Linked DNA regions of Homo sapiens: all the other regions are linked to region 5. Evidence: chromatin contacts called from ENCODE Hi-C or POLR2A ChIA-PET data. All regions are on one chromosome and are shown on one strand. The core of a region is the stretch at or near the end of the contact, and the rest is flanking DNA. Distances in the headings are between cores, read along the strand shown. Region 1 overlaps UMAD1 (UBAP1-MVB12-associated (UMA) domain containing 1). Region 2 overlaps UMAD1 (UBAP1-MVB12-associated (UMA) domain containing 1). Region 3 holds the start of ZDHHC4 (zDHHC palmitoyltransferase 4). Region 4 holds the start of RPA3 (replication protein A3). Region 5 holds the start of C1GALT1 (core 1 synthase, glycoprotein-N-acetylgalactosamine 3-beta-galactosyltransferase 1).

Region 1 (2,700 bases), core at 20-2,519, 580 kb after region 5:
TCAGCTCAGACAACACGGTAAAACCCTGTCTCTACAAAATATACAAAAAATTAGCCAATATGGTGGTATGTGCCTGTGGTCCCAGCTACTCGGGAGGCTGATTTAGGAGACTCACCAGAGTCCAGGAGGTCAAGGATACAGTGAGCTGTGATCGTGTCACTGTACTCCATCCTGGGTGATAAAAGTGAGACCTAACTAAAAAAAAAAAAGTACCACTTCTTTAAGACATTTTACTTCCATCTGTTAGAAAATTGTTGTAATATGTTTATTAGAATAAGACACTTGACTGCCATCTGCTGGAAAATTATTAAAGATATGTCTTTGGTTTCAATGCTCCTCTCCTTTTCACATCCTTGTGCAGTACACAAATTTTGTGGGTGCGAGTAATAGGACTTGGTAACGGATCACATTTCTTATTAAAAGGAAAAGGAAGAAATCTCAAGTTTGGATGGTAGGGAGGTTAGTAGTGACATTAATAGAACTAGAACTTATTATTGGGGAATAGATTTATAAGGCAGAATCATTCTTTACATGGAAAGACACTCATCTTATTATTTATTGATCCCAATTGTTTGCATTTACTTAGTAAGAATTTTGATACCTTTTCTTCTAGAATCTCAGCTCTCCCCCCTTGTGACATCTGAGAATGTTGACCAGTTCCTCTTTTGTATTCCATACACCCCTCTCTTCTGTATCTTTTCTTTCTATTCTGAACGTTGCTTCTTATCCGTCTCCTTTGCAGGCCCTTTTCCCTCAGTTTCCATTCTTGTGCTTTTTTATACAGTGGGCGCTCAATAAATGTTTGTTTAATTGAATTGCATTGCTTTTGAAAGATCAGTTGCAGGTTTTTCAGGAGACTGATTCATAGGCAGTTAGGGACTAAGGGCGTGCCAGAATTCAGAAAGTAGAAACCTATCCTAAATACAGTTCCTTGTTTCGGGATGTATTTTTTACACAGTAGGTCACTCTTCCTTGGGGAATATCTGTACTGTTGATCCGTTCATCATTGTTCAGCAGTGGCAACACCAGGAGAACAAATTATTTACATTGGCTGTGTCATATGGGTGTGTCTAATTCGGAGAACTTTCAAACAAAATAATGAAGCTTCCCCAGCTTCTAACTTGGGAAGTATGAAAAGTTACTTAAAAAAAAATCTTGACTCTTGTTTAAGTACATCAGTGACTGATTAAGTCACAACACATTTTAATATTTTCATTCGAGGTTTCTTGCTAACATTCTTACCACCACTACCACTAACCCCACCCCATGTGTGTAAGTTACTTTTCCTTTCATTTTTCGTGGGTCTTGTGTGTTAAGGCAAAGTCAAGAACTTTGCTCTTCTGATAACTTAACATTGATTGTGTGACTGCTTTGTGCAAATTGCTATGGGATGCCTCATGGAAATTACAAAGGTTTCGTTTGCTTCTGCCCTTCAAGAGAGACTTGCTTAGTGGGAGAAGTAGATGCATATGCAACTGCTCCAGGGCAGGCGATGACAAGGATCATAATATAGTGCAGACAGAGACAGGATTCCCTGTCTTAGAGTGATATAAACATCACTCGAAGACTGAGTCACATATATGGACTTGCCATATTTCTTTCCTAAATTGCACACTTAACTCTTCACTTTCCTGGGCTGGATTAGAATTTGTTTTCGTCGAAGGCTTCATGAGTTGAAAGCACATTACATATATGTAAGATTTAATGGATTTAATTTAAAATGCATTGAATAACATTAATTTTAGCAGGTTTGATTGTTTTAAATGCTTTTAAGCCGGCACTCTTAAACGAAAATAGAGAATATCAGAGTGATATTAAATAAACAATGATATAAAACAGGAGTTTTATGTTTATGGAAACCTAGTATTTAGGAAATAAATATCCTGAAATTCTCTAGCCAAATTATATTTTTAAATGTTTTGAGCATAGGATACAAGTTATAAACAGCCTAGTAGGGAAAAATGTATATTACTGTCATAAACATAGGTAGTATTTAAAATATTAAATATGGATAATTGATATTTAATTGAAGTGCTTTTTATTTAATTAAAGCCAATGACATTTTAAAATTATTTCTTTATTAATTTTTCTTCAATTAAATTTTAGCCTGTATTTTAGATACAAGGGGTGCATGCGCAAGTTTGTTATATGGGACTATTGCATAATGCTAAGGTTTGGGGTATGGATCCCATCACCTGGGTAGTGACCCTAGTACTCAATAAGTGGTTCTTCAGCCCACATTCTCCTCCCTCCTCCACCCCCAGTAGACCACAGTGTCTGTCATTCCTGTGTTTATGTCCATGTGTGCTCAATGTTTAGCTCTCATTTATAAATGAGAACATGCAAAGCCAATGACATTTTTCCAGTCATTGGAGTAACAAAGACGTTTGAATTTTAAAAATTTAAATATATTTAAGATTGAAATTTAGGCCGGGCGTGGTGGCTTACGCCTGTAATCCCAGCACTTTGGGAGGCTGAGGCTGGCAGATCACCTGAGGTCAGGAGTTTGAGACCAGCCTGACCAACATGGAGAAACCCCATCTCTACTAAAACTGCAAAATTAGTTACAAAAATAGTAGAGTGATTTATGTAATAAGTAAACAGTTCAGGTTTACTTGACTTAATAGCATAATGATTTACAGCTTTTACTTAAATTCATTCTGAGATGAAATAATACAGCCTCTAGGAAGATACATTATC
Region 2 (2,700 bases), core at 75-2,574, 630 kb after region 5:
GTCATCAACCTTGCCAAGCTGCTTTCGGGCAGGGTGTACCGCAGGCATCTTGCAAGTCTCACTACTTGTCACATCAGCCACTTCATGGTCTCCCTTCTGTATACACTTTCAATCCTAGATATGCTTTTTAGATGGCTTACCAGTTGGATTTTTGATATCAGTATAGAGGATGTAGGACAAGTGCCTTTCTAACTTAGAGAGAAAGATTGTCTCGGGAGTGATGGTTCCTCACAGTGGCAGATTTTCATAACCCTTGCTGTAGTATGGATAGCTGTAAGAATGTGAACTGTATCAGACAGACTTGTAGCTCAGATCTTGGCTTTACCACTTATTGTACAGGGTTACTATAAGAATTTGGTGAGTCAATATGTAATATTTATTTGTATGTCTATATACACAGTATCTGATGTATACTAGATACTCAGTAAGTATTAGTTTCTTTTTAGATTGGAAGGAAATTATGGTTAATGCCTTAAAAATCATGCCAGAGTAGAGTAGAATTGATTAAATCATTTAGGAATTATGCTCAATTGAGAGTTACAGTAAAAGGCAGGGGTTTAATTTGGGGCTTAATTTTTCTCATGTGACAAGAAGTCTCATAGAAGGTAGTTAAAGTATTGATTCAGGAGCTCAGGAATGTTAAGACCAAAGTCCTATAGTTCCTCATAGTTGCAAGTTAGCTATTGCAGCTCCAGCCATCATATCTATTTTCCAGGAAGCAGGAAGGAGGAAGACAGCAAAGGGAGAATAAAACTGTGTCCAGAAACTTTTCAAAAAATCTCTAACAGTTTTACTGGCCATATTATAACATATGGCCACCCCTAGTGGCACGGGAGCCTGGTAAGGAGCCTACTTTAGCTTGGTACTTTGCTACTACCCCCAGAAAAATCAGGATTCTATTAAAGATGAAAGGAAGGATGAATATTGGGTAGGCTACAAGAGGTCTCTGACATAGATATCAACCTATTTTGCTTTTAGAAGGTTCATTTGTCCAACAATAGATATCAGTGGAGGTGGGGGAGGACAAATAGAGAGAAGCATTCATTAGTGATGCCTGGATTCTATTTAGGGCCACGAAGTCTTTGAGTAGTCATAGTGGGACAAGAAATAAAGAAGGACATTAATTTAAAAAAAAATCTTGGATAAGCTAAGCACAATGCTGGTAGGACCTTTACATGTATTAACTCATTAATTTTTACAGACGAGGTAGGCAATATTATCTATATATCTTATAGAGGAGGAAACCAAGGCTCAACAATACCCATTTCCCAAGGTCACAAAAAAAACAGTAACATTAATGGAACCGGAATTGAGACTTGCGCCTGACTAACCACAAAACCTATGCTTTGCATCGTGTTGTTTTCCTGTCTCCACTATATAAATAACGCTGCAGAAACCTGCTGTTTCACTTTGCTTCTCTTTTCCGTAGTGCCTTCTCCTGTGAGGTCCACAATAACTATATATTGACTTCAATGATTTGTGTGCAGAACTAAACTGAGTGTTCTATAAAAGATTGCTGCTGTTAGTTGCTGAAGGCTGTAGAGATGAGGCCGGGAGAGGAAGAAGTGGTGCTTCTCTCTTATCACCGCCACTCAGAGGTGGGAATGACTGCCTTGGGATATATGCCACCAGTGTCGGTAGCATTCAAGGACATTCTTTGGGACAAAGAGAATGTGGCAAAGCAGCAGTGACCAATCTGAGTGAGCCAAAGTCCAAAAGGAAAGCTGATAGAATGAGTTGGCATGGAGGTGTATCTTCTCAAGTCAGAAGCCTGGGAATTATCTTTGACTTCTTCCTCTTTCATTCTCAACCCAATTGATCACCAATCACTTTATTTCTACCTCCTCTGGCTACCTTGCTTATCTGTCCTTTCCTCTACCTCCCCACTGCAACTACAGTGGTTCTGGCCTTATCTTTCACATGGATTATTACAAAGAGTTTTTGTAATAGCCCTTAATGCCCAGTCCTACTTTCATTCAATCCATTCACCCACAAATCTGACCATGTAGTTGCCTTACTTGATGGCATCAGAGGCTCTTCAGCTGCCTGTAGGATAAAATCCAGTAATTTGTGTCTACTGTGCATATATGGTCCTTCGTGGTCTGGTCCTGCTCCTCTGTGTAAACGTTCAGGTCTGTTCTGTGTCACCATACAGAGTTTCTTACCATTTCTTGAGTATATTCCTTTCTCTTGAAGTTTGTGCAATTTCTGTCACTTCTCTGAAGAACTTTATCCCATACGTCTTGTGTTCACTGAGCAAATTCCTGTTCATCCTTCAAACCCCTGCTCAAATATCTTTCATCTTCAATGCCATTTAGTCTCCCCTCTGGTCCCTTAACACCTTGTACATCTGACCAGGAGTGCCATGAAGTGGGGATTCGGGTTGACTCATCATTGTTCCCTGTGCGTGGCATGCATCAGCCACTCAATAAATATTTAATGTTTGATGTGTGCAGGAACAGTCAGACTAGACAAAAGACAGAAGAACTTGTTATCTAAGTATTACTCTTAACCATGAAAAGCTCTAACTTTGGATAACCTCCTTACCTTTCGGTGCTAGAGTAATGGGAATATATTTGAAACATTACTTCATCTCTCCGAAGTGAATTATTCTCACCAGGTTCTTAACAGTTTCTGTTAGTTTTTCAGGTTATGTTTAATAATTCCCATGATACCAGCTGAATGATGATTCTAATTCTC
Region 3 (2,769 bases), core at 159-2,658, 610 kb before region 5:
CATCCTGTTGGTAAGGAGTTTCATAAAAAGGAAAAGAAAACGCATCAAGAAGCTGACGTAGGTAGCAAAGAGACAGGAAAAGAGAAGAGCTTTAAGGCCAGTGTTTGGAGATCAGACATTTCCCCTCAAAGGAGGACAGGCCTGGCTCAGGTCTTCAGAGGCATCAGGAATAGACCCTGGCCTCAGCTGATTCAGAGATGGTCAGAGCAAAGGACACCCCACAGGGCCTTCTCAGGGCTATGTTTGGAAGCAGCTCTTGTTACCCCAAGCCTGCCTAGCATCAAACACCCTTCCCTTTTATCCTCAACGTTTGTGGTCAAGTATTTGTCACTGCCCCGAGGATATTTAGGGCTGTACAGAGCAACATGTCCTTGTCATCAGGAGCAAGGACACACATGGAGCGGAATCTGACTGATGGGTACACATTGTGCTTTCTGCCCGCTTCTGCAACGGAAGATGCTGGAAATGTTCTGCTAGATCTCAACAGTGTGGGTGGCTGAAAGCAAACTCTGTCCACCACACAGACATAGTCTGAGAGCCCCCTAAGTGTGACTGCCCTGGGCCACCTGGATCCCCCTGCTGGGCTCTGAGCAGGGACATGACTGGTCTCTGTGCAGGCCGCAGGGCAGCTTAGTCCCTGTCACAGCCCCAGAATGATCGCCCCCACCAGGCCCAGGTCGGTCCTCCTGTAAGTCTCCTGGCAATACTGCTCTAAAATCCCACTTCCAGCCCAGTGCAGGGACTCACGCCTGTAATCTCAACACTCTGGGAGGCCGAGGTGGGAGGATCACTTGAGCCCGGGAGTTCGAGATCAGCTTGGGCAACATAGTGAGACACCCGTCTCTACAAAAAAAAAAAAAAAAAAAAAAAAATTAGGCGGGTGTGGTGGCATGCACCTGTGGTCCCAGCTACTTGGGAGGCTGAGGCAGGAGGCATTGCTTGAGCCCAGGAGTTGGAGGTTGTAGTGTGCTAGGATAGCGCCATTGCACTCCGGCTTGGGCGACAGAGCGAGGCTGTTTCTGAATGAATGAACGAATACATAAGTAAATAAGAAAATAGGTAATACATAAAATAAAATAAATAAAATAAAATAAAATAAAATAAAATAAAATAAAATAAAATAAATAAAATAAAATAAATAAAATAAAATAAATAAAATAAAATAAATAAAATAAAATAAATAAAATAAAATAAAATAAAATAAAATAAAATAAAATAAAATAAAATAAAATAAAATAAAATCGCACTTCCCAGCGGTTACACCCGGCCACGGAGGTCCCCAGGCTGGCTGCGAGGGCGCCGGGGAGGTCACTGTTACTCCAGCCCCGCAACCCGCGGCGGCCCTCGCACACTTCCGCCGGAAGTCAGCCCCTCAGGGGCGCCGTGCTGATGTCACGAGCCCGCAGGAAGTCTCGTATCGCGCCCGGGAGGCGCCGGAGCCCAGCGGCTGGCGGTAAGGCCGCCTCCGCGGGGCTGTGGGAAGCTTGGGCTGTCCCAGGACCGTCAGTCTCCTCCTCTGACCCTCCCTTTCCCCTTGTGTGTAGGGCCGCCGTCCCACCCCCACCTCGCCCGAGTCCGGGGCGGCCCCGGTGTCCCCTCCGAGCCTGCTGCACTCCACGTCCCCCTACCAGGGCTCCAGCCCCCAGGGAAATCTCCGACCAGGCCCGCCCAGGAGGTGCCTTGGATGGGGGTGGCTTCGGGAGGCCCTAATGGGGAGTGGCGGGGAGAGACCCAAGGCTACCGACTTGGCTTATTTCTTCCCAACTAGCTGTTTCTCACAAAGTCTTTATTATTATTGTATTTTGAGACGGGGTTTCGCTCTTGTTTCCCAGGCTGTAGTGCAGTGGCGCGATCTCGGCTTACTGCACCCTCCGCCTCCCGGATTCAAGCAATTCTGCCTCAGCCTCCCCAGTAGCTTGGATTACAGGCATGCGCCATCACGCCCAGCTAATTTTTTTTGTATTTAGTAGAGACGGATTTCACCATGTTGGTCAGGCTGGTCTCGAACTCCTGACCTCAGGTGTTCTACCCGCCTCGGCCTCCCAAAGTGCTGGGATTATAGGCGTGAGCCACCGCGCCCGGCCTCTTTTATTGTTTTTAGAGATGGGGTCCAGCTCTATGGCCCAGGCTGGAAGGCAGTGGCACGATCACAGCTCACTGCAGCCTCGACCTCCTGGGCTCAAGCCATCCTTCCACCTCAGCCTCCCAAGTAGCTGGGACCACAGGCGCGGGCCACCACGCCCCACTGATTTTTAAATTTTTATGTAGGGACAGTGATCTCACTGTGTTGCCCAGGCTGGTCTCGAACTCTTAACCTCAAGCTATCCTCCTGCCTGGGCCTCCCAAAGATTTGGGAGCAGGCCTAAGCAACTTAGTCTGGGCCATTTCTCCCAAAGTCTTACCCATTCATGCTGGGGGTGCTGAAAATCCCCTACTTCCAAATCCTTTTCCACAGGTATTCTGCCTTTGACTGCAACTCTTGTCGTCTTATGTGGGTGTTGAATTGATCTGTCTCTGCAGCCAGATCCAGGCTCCTGGAAGAACCATGTCCGGCAGCTACTGGTCATGCCAGGCACACACTGCTGCCCAAGAGGAGCTGCTGTTTGAATTATCTGTGAATGTTGGGAAGAGGAATGCCAGAGCTGCCGGCTGAAAATTACCCAACCAAGAGAAATGTAGGCTGGGTACCCTGAATCACCCCGTGAGAATTGCTGCTGTTTGTTTACTCTCACCTATCATGTCATGAATAGCTTCTTGTTTGGTTATCTC
Region 4 (2,700 bases), core at 118-2,617, 540 kb after region 5:
AGAGACTGGGTTTCACCACGTTGGCCTGGCTGGTCTCGAACTCCTGACCCCAAGTGATCCGCCTGCCTCAGCATCCCAAAGTGCTGGAATTACAGGCATAAGCCACCTCGCCCAGCCTCCTGTTTCTTTCATCTATTAAAACTCCACTCTTAAACTCACTCCTTGTGTGTCCTCGTCCTTCAGTTTCTTTGGCGTGAGACGATAACCTCAGGTATTTACCTCAGACAACTCTGCTACTTCAGAAGTATTTACTTTATTAAATGAATATGATTTATTGTTTTGAAGTAAAATGTTTAAGGTATGCATGTATTTTTTATGATTTCCCACTTTAACTGATTTTTTTATTAAATGAAGAAATGGTCTCAATCACATTGGCTAACATGGCCTCTATTTATTTAATTCATCTGTTTTTCCCACTTTGGGGCATCAACAGCATGGAGTATTTGGAAAACTACTTGTATTTGTAAAGAGTAAAATGCAGTTTAACAAAGAAGTTAGTTTGTCATTGTATAGTTCAGGAACTCTGGCCTGGATGAGAGCATGAGTTTGAAATTTTGTCCTCAAGATTTTGTTTTTATCTTACCATCACCTTTTATGCTTAAGTTTATGATTGGCCATAATTATCAAATTGACACATTATGTCATGTGAAAATCTGTTTACCAAACTTTTCTATTAATAAACTTGATGTTTAATTGTAATATTAAGAGTCACAGAGTGCTGTAGATTCTGTTTGTCATAGTTGTGTAGCTTTTAGAGTTTAGGGAAATCTAGTTTTTAGAATTGACACAATGATTTTTAATTTTAGCAGTGTGTTGAATAACCTGTGATATACCATTCACTTATTAACTTCACATTGTTGTATAATAAGTTATAAATTTTAGATCAGATAAGAAAGTAAAACTGGTATTAATTTGGGAAGAAGAAATTGCAGAACTTGAGTGATTTTTCCAAATAATGTGTCAGCTGTAACTTGAATGTGTTATTTTTATCCCCAAGGGTATTTTGAAATATACTTATGTGAATTTCTTATAGTTTATTTTAACCATAAAACTATTTTGATATTTTTATAATGCCATCGATGATACTGTATGCATAGTGAGGGCATGGGTTGTCTGTTCTTACCACCATATTCCCAGCACTAGCATGGAACAAATGAATAAGAACGGAGTAAAAATGCATAATCTAAACTTGACTATGTGTGTCTTCAAAATAATACCTTTAAGTTATTTTGAAGGAAAAAACTATGTATCCAACAAATTCAAACAGATACTTACAAAATTAAGACGATTGTAAATGTGTGTTGTCCTCCTTCTCATTGTTTTTCACATCCAAAAATGTCCTCTTGGAGCCTCTTATCTGAGTAGCTTCTGTGGATCTGATGATGCTAGGATTTTATTTTTTCTTTTATTTTAAAGTTCTTCTGATTACATCATCTCTTTGTATAGACATCATTCTTGACAGATGGCATTTATTAAATATGGACAGTAGCAGGCAGTTAAAAAGACCTGCATGAGATAGGCAGGAACCTTTCTTTTTTCTTTCTGACTCTCAGAAGCAATACCAGCATTAGCTTTATTTAACTTCTAGATTAATTTAAAAAGAAACCTCTTTAAATTATGACTCAACAGGTACAGGGTGAAGTGGGGGAAATGTATGTGTGTTTTAAAGCTTCCCAAGTGATTTTGACCATCAGTTAAGTTTAGAAACCACTGATTACAATTAATTTCCTTAGAATTTGCTCATATATTTAATTCCAAAGAGGAAGAAAATTGAAATTTTAAAAAACATATGAGTATTTTTGGAGATGACATAACTTTCCTTTTATTGTGTTAAAAAAAGCTTTAAGAACTGTTTTTTTCTGCATTTTTATTAATTATCAAGATTTAGTGATGGTTTAGAGAGCTAAAAACACCTTTAGGGTGAATTCAGAAGATCTAGCAGATACAATGATGAAATATGATCAGCAAGCTTTAGGAGAGGATAACAAATGTGTGATTTTGAAATCTCTTCTATTTGAAACCAATCCAGAGTCTTGAATTTGATCCAGTATATAGTATGCTACAAATGGAAAGATTAAACTGGAGCAATATAATTAGGGTAAGCCATTGCATCTGCACTTGTATCGCAGCAACTGAATTTGAAACCAGCTGCAAAATGGTGACTAATCTCTCTGGCAAGCCCACATGAGAGTGTAGTACAATAAGCCAGCTTCAGCCTCATGAGCACATGTTTCTTCAACTTGCCTCTGAGCAGGTGATGGTGATGATGCAATCTGATTATACTTTTGAATGTATTCTAACCACAGTCAACAGTAGAGTCTCACAAGGGATTTCACAAAAGACTTCAAACCGACTGTATATTTTTCAGAGAGTTGAGCTATAGACAGCCATGGAAAGTAGTAGTTTTTTTTTTCACGTTAGTGACTACTGTACTTTGCAGTACTTTATAATCTTAAGTTTAGGAGGCTTTAGTTTTCATATGTGAACTGAAGATGAGAAGAATAATGTGGAAAGAAAGTACTTGTACTTGGAGCTTTTATTCTGAATTGTTCACAACAACTTACACTGATCAATTAAAATAATTAAATTGTCTAGACTATTTAATTCTGTACAAACAAGAGATGGTAAATCAGTGTACTGTGTTTAAGTGGTACACTAACCTTTCCATATTCAGAGAAGTACCTCCCTGGGTCTTGAACA
Region 5 (2,759 bases), core at 161-2,660:
TTGGAACACTGACCCCTGAAAGAGTTCTCCTTCCATGTTTCACAATGGATGGCAAGACATTGCGGAAAGGTGGAAGGATGTTGCGGAAAGGTGGAAGGATATTGCGGAAAGGTGGAAGGATATTGCGGAAAGGTGGAGGGGGAGGAGGCTGAGCAACAACTGTATACAAGTTGGGGAGGAGTAGAGAATGGACGTAATCATGTAAGGCAGAGAAGTCTGGACCCATGAGCCAAGGAAAGAGCAATAACCTGGACATCAGGATAGCTGCACTTCTCTTCTAACATGGACCTATCAGTTTATCTTTCTGGCCTTAGTTTTGTCATCTGAAAAATGAGACATCTGTATTAGAATCACTACATGTGCTTTATGTTTCACAATTCTTTTGGATATATTGATGCAATGTCCTGAGAAACTACACTACAGCTGAACCTAAGCAAATTAAAGGAAAAATAACAATAACTAATGTATATTATTATTTGTCTCAGGCATTCTAAGTAACTTGCCAATAGGTGGAGGGACCAAGATGCCAGCCCGGGCAGTCTGATTTCAGAGCCCATACTCTTTAACAACCATGCTGTAGAGTACTAAAGAACCGCTTGGATAGGGCATTTAAAGGAAGCAGGGTAGCTTTCCTATTCTGGAACGTGGTCTTGTAGATAATGGTTAACGCCAGTAAAGACTAAACCTTACCCTCACCTCATGACTATTGTGGGGTTGCCTCAACAGGTGGCAGCCTCCTCCCCCTATTCCAAAGACAACTTCCTTATTCAGAGCCCAGCGAAAGGGGAGATAGGTTTTGTTACGCCCCTAAGAAGCTCTTCCGGCCATTGCCCCACAGAACCGAAGTGCTGACAGAACCAAAGACGAAATGTGCCTATAGAAAGCTTTCTGGTATCATTATCTCGGTTCTCAGCTCTTCCTGGTTCTCACATGATGACCCAGCACCCGTATGCATACTTCATCTTATTACTTCCTTTTATTAAGCCCAGAGAGATACTGAGTAAAGAGAGCACGGGGAGAGAACAGAAAAACAAATGAACGGGTTAAGAGCAGGCTACAGGCCACAAGAGTCCTGCAGGGTTAGAGCCTGTACCTCAGACAAAGGTCCTTCAAGCATCCCCTTTCTCGCTCCCTATTGTTACCCTGCTTTCGTCCCGCTCAAGGTCTTGAAGCTAGTGCATAACCTTACAGCAGGATCAGAAATGCGGAGAGTAGCAGACACAAGCCGCAAGGGGGATACAACAAAATCTACTGCTCGTGCAAGATCCGACTTCCCAGACCCCTTCGCATTAGGGCGGAGCGTGCACCCGGCAGCCAATCCCCGCTTCCTCACGTCGCCGTATCCCCGCCCACCGCCCCTCCCGCTCCGCCCTTCCCTGGGGCTGGTGCGGCGGCGGAGACGTCAGCGCCAGGAGACTTCGGGTGGCGGCTGCGCCATAGGCGGGCCACGGCCTGGACGCGCTGCGGGGAGGGGCGGAGCGAGCGGGCGGGAGCGCGCGCTGGGCCCGCCTTGGCCGCCGCCGCTGTGCTGCCGCTGCCGGGGAATAATCTGGGCGGCAGCGGGCGGCCTCGGCTAGCGGCCACGAGCCACTTCTGCGGCTGCCCAGAGAAGCAAAGGTCACCAGTCCCAAGTCGTCCCCCTCTCCGCCCCCCAGGAGGGGCGAGAGGGAGCCGCAGCTGATGTCAGGTATGGCCGGCGGAGGCGCCCTCAGGCTACGGGTCCAAGGTCTCGTCTCCCCTCGCCCTCCCCCCTCTCCGGGTTGGTGGGGAAGCGTGGAGGATGGAACCAAACCCCGGGCGCGGCGGAACAGGTGTCTCGGGGTCAAAGCCGGGCTGGGGTCGTCCGGGCTCCTGAGGAAGGCGCGAGGACTTCCCGCTCCCGGAGCCTTAGCGATCTGCCACAGCGTTCGGCTGCGTACCCGGCCTCAATTTTGTGGACATGTACCCTCCTCTTCGTCGTGGGTCCTTCCCTTGTGCCCGCTCGCGCCCCTCTTCTGCTCGCGCGCTGCCTGGCGGCGCGGCGGGGCGCGCAGTGCGCCCGGACCGGACCACTTAGCGGTCCTGCCCCGCCGGGCCCTCCCAGTCCCTCCTCCCGGGCCCTCCCCGCCCCGCCGCAGACCTGTGGGTCCCGCCGGACTGGGCGCCCAGGTGTTGGGCACCTTCGCCGGGGAGCCACTCGGCTGCCGCGCCGCCTGAGCGCCCAGCGAGCGGGCTCCTTCCAGAGGTGCCTGGAGCTTGCTTGGGTCTAGCTTGGATCATCAGGTTTGTCTGTAGCTGATTTATTTCTTTAAGTTTCCCTGCCGCAGAGTGAAGCAGATACGTGTGTGTTGGGGCATTCGGGGCATGGAGGAGGAAGAAAGGCATTAAATTTTTTTTTTTTGCTTCTGCACCCCATTTTTCCCCAACAAATTGTGATGGAATTAGTAGGTGTTGACAAGTTGTCCATTTGCTTTGAATTTGGGTAAGTCGTACACTCTTAAAAGATGACCATAATTTAGCGCTGTGGATTTATTCTTTCCTGGTCCTTACCGTCTCCCCACCCCCCACCACCCCGCATTTAAAGCAAACAACAGTATCAGCAACAAAAAACCCACACATCCTGGAAAAATTCTCAAGATTTCTAACCTAGTTCTCTATATCCATTGTACATACTACTGTATTTCCTTTTAACGCTTTTTTAAGATAGAAAACTATTGTGCTAACCATGGATTGATTTCATTATGAATTTAAAAGTTATAAATTTAGAACCATAATGAATC

The links. A loop is a pair of places that touch in the nucleus more often than their neighbours do. ChIA-PET counts read pairs that join two places held with the same protein, here RNA polymerase II (POLR2A). Pooled maps may share reads with other maps.
Region 1: a map of naive thymus-derived CD4-positive, alpha-beta T cell shows a loop between it and region 5 (17-fold over the local background). The contact joins the enhancer-like site here to the promoter of C1GALT1 in region 5. A Hi-C loop is called at or near these places in 3 of 168 maps with a recorded cell type or tissue (CD4-positive, alpha-beta memory T cell and naive thymus-derived CD4-positive, alpha-beta T cell), 17 of 37 single-sample maps with no recorded cell type and 22 of 50 pooled maps. POLR2A ChIA-PET finds 5 or more read pairs at or near these places in 2 of 52 experiments (T-cell and naive thymus-derived CD4-positive, alpha-beta T cell).
Region 2: a loop to region 5 is called in a pooled map, with 6 times the contacts of the local background. The contact joins the enhancer-like site here to the promoter of C1GALT1 in region 5. A Hi-C loop is called at or near these places in 4 of 37 single-sample maps with no recorded cell type and 5 of 50 pooled maps.
Region 3: a pooled map shows a loop between it and region 5 (7-fold over the local background). The contact joins the promoter of ZDHHC4 here to the promoter of C1GALT1 in region 5. A Hi-C loop is called at or near these places in 2 of 168 maps with a recorded cell type or tissue (ovary and posterior vena cava), 4 of 37 single-sample maps with no recorded cell type and 12 of 50 pooled maps.
Region 4: a pooled map shows a loop between it and region 5 (5-fold over the local background). The contact joins the promoter of RPA3 here to the promoter of C1GALT1 in region 5. A Hi-C loop is called at or near these places in 1 of 37 single-sample maps with no recorded cell type and 8 of 50 pooled maps. POLR2A ChIA-PET finds 5 or more read pairs at or near these places in 2 of 52 experiments (PC-9 and activated naive CD4-positive, alpha-beta T cell).

Annotation. Positions count from the first base shown.
Region 1 is chr7:7,761,167-7,763,866 of GRCh38, forward strand. The region is part of intron 2 of UMAD1 (UBAP1-MVB12-associated (UMA) domain containing 1); the gene reads left to right. Among named protein-coding and RNA genes, the nearest start is that of RPA3, 44 kb to the left of the region's middle. Within about 2 kb of position 1,270, at least 10 of the 41 ENCODE cell types and tissues checked have a DNase peak (open chromatin) inside an H3K27ac peak, as active enhancers do.
Region 2 is chr7:7,814,912-7,817,611 of GRCh38, forward strand. All of the region lies in intron 3 of UMAD1 (UBAP1-MVB12-associated (UMA) domain containing 1), which reads left to right. Among named protein-coding and RNA genes, the nearest start is that of RPA3, 98 kb to the left of the region's middle. RefSeq lists enhancers at 1,235-1,424, 2,293-2,382. Within about 2 kb of position 1,325, at least 3 of the 41 ENCODE cell types and tissues checked have a DNase peak (open chromatin) inside an H3K27ac peak, as active enhancers do.
Region 3 is chr7:6,576,046-6,578,814 of GRCh38, forward strand. ZDHHC4 (zDHHC palmitoyltransferase 4) reads left to right here and starts at 1,409. Exons shown (of 8, transcript NM_001134389.2): 1 at 1,409-1,453; 2 at 2,521-2,675. RefSeq lists a silencer at 1,429-1,758 and an enhancer at 2,037-2,652.
Region 4 is chr7:7,717,240-7,719,939 of GRCh38, forward strand. It overlaps RPA3 (replication protein A3), which reads right to left and starts at 1,368. Exons shown (of 8, transcript NM_002947.5): 1 at 1,276-1,368. All of the region lies in intron 2 of UMAD1 (UBAP1-MVB12-associated (UMA) domain containing 1), which reads left to right.
Region 5 is chr7:7,181,134-7,183,892 of GRCh38, forward strand. It overlaps C1GALT1 (core 1 synthase, glycoprotein-N-acetylgalactosamine 3-beta-galactosyltransferase 1), which reads left to right and starts at 1,411. Exons shown (of 4, transcript NM_020156.5): 1 at 1,411-1,687. RefSeq lists silencers at 1,151-1,760, 1,981-2,200.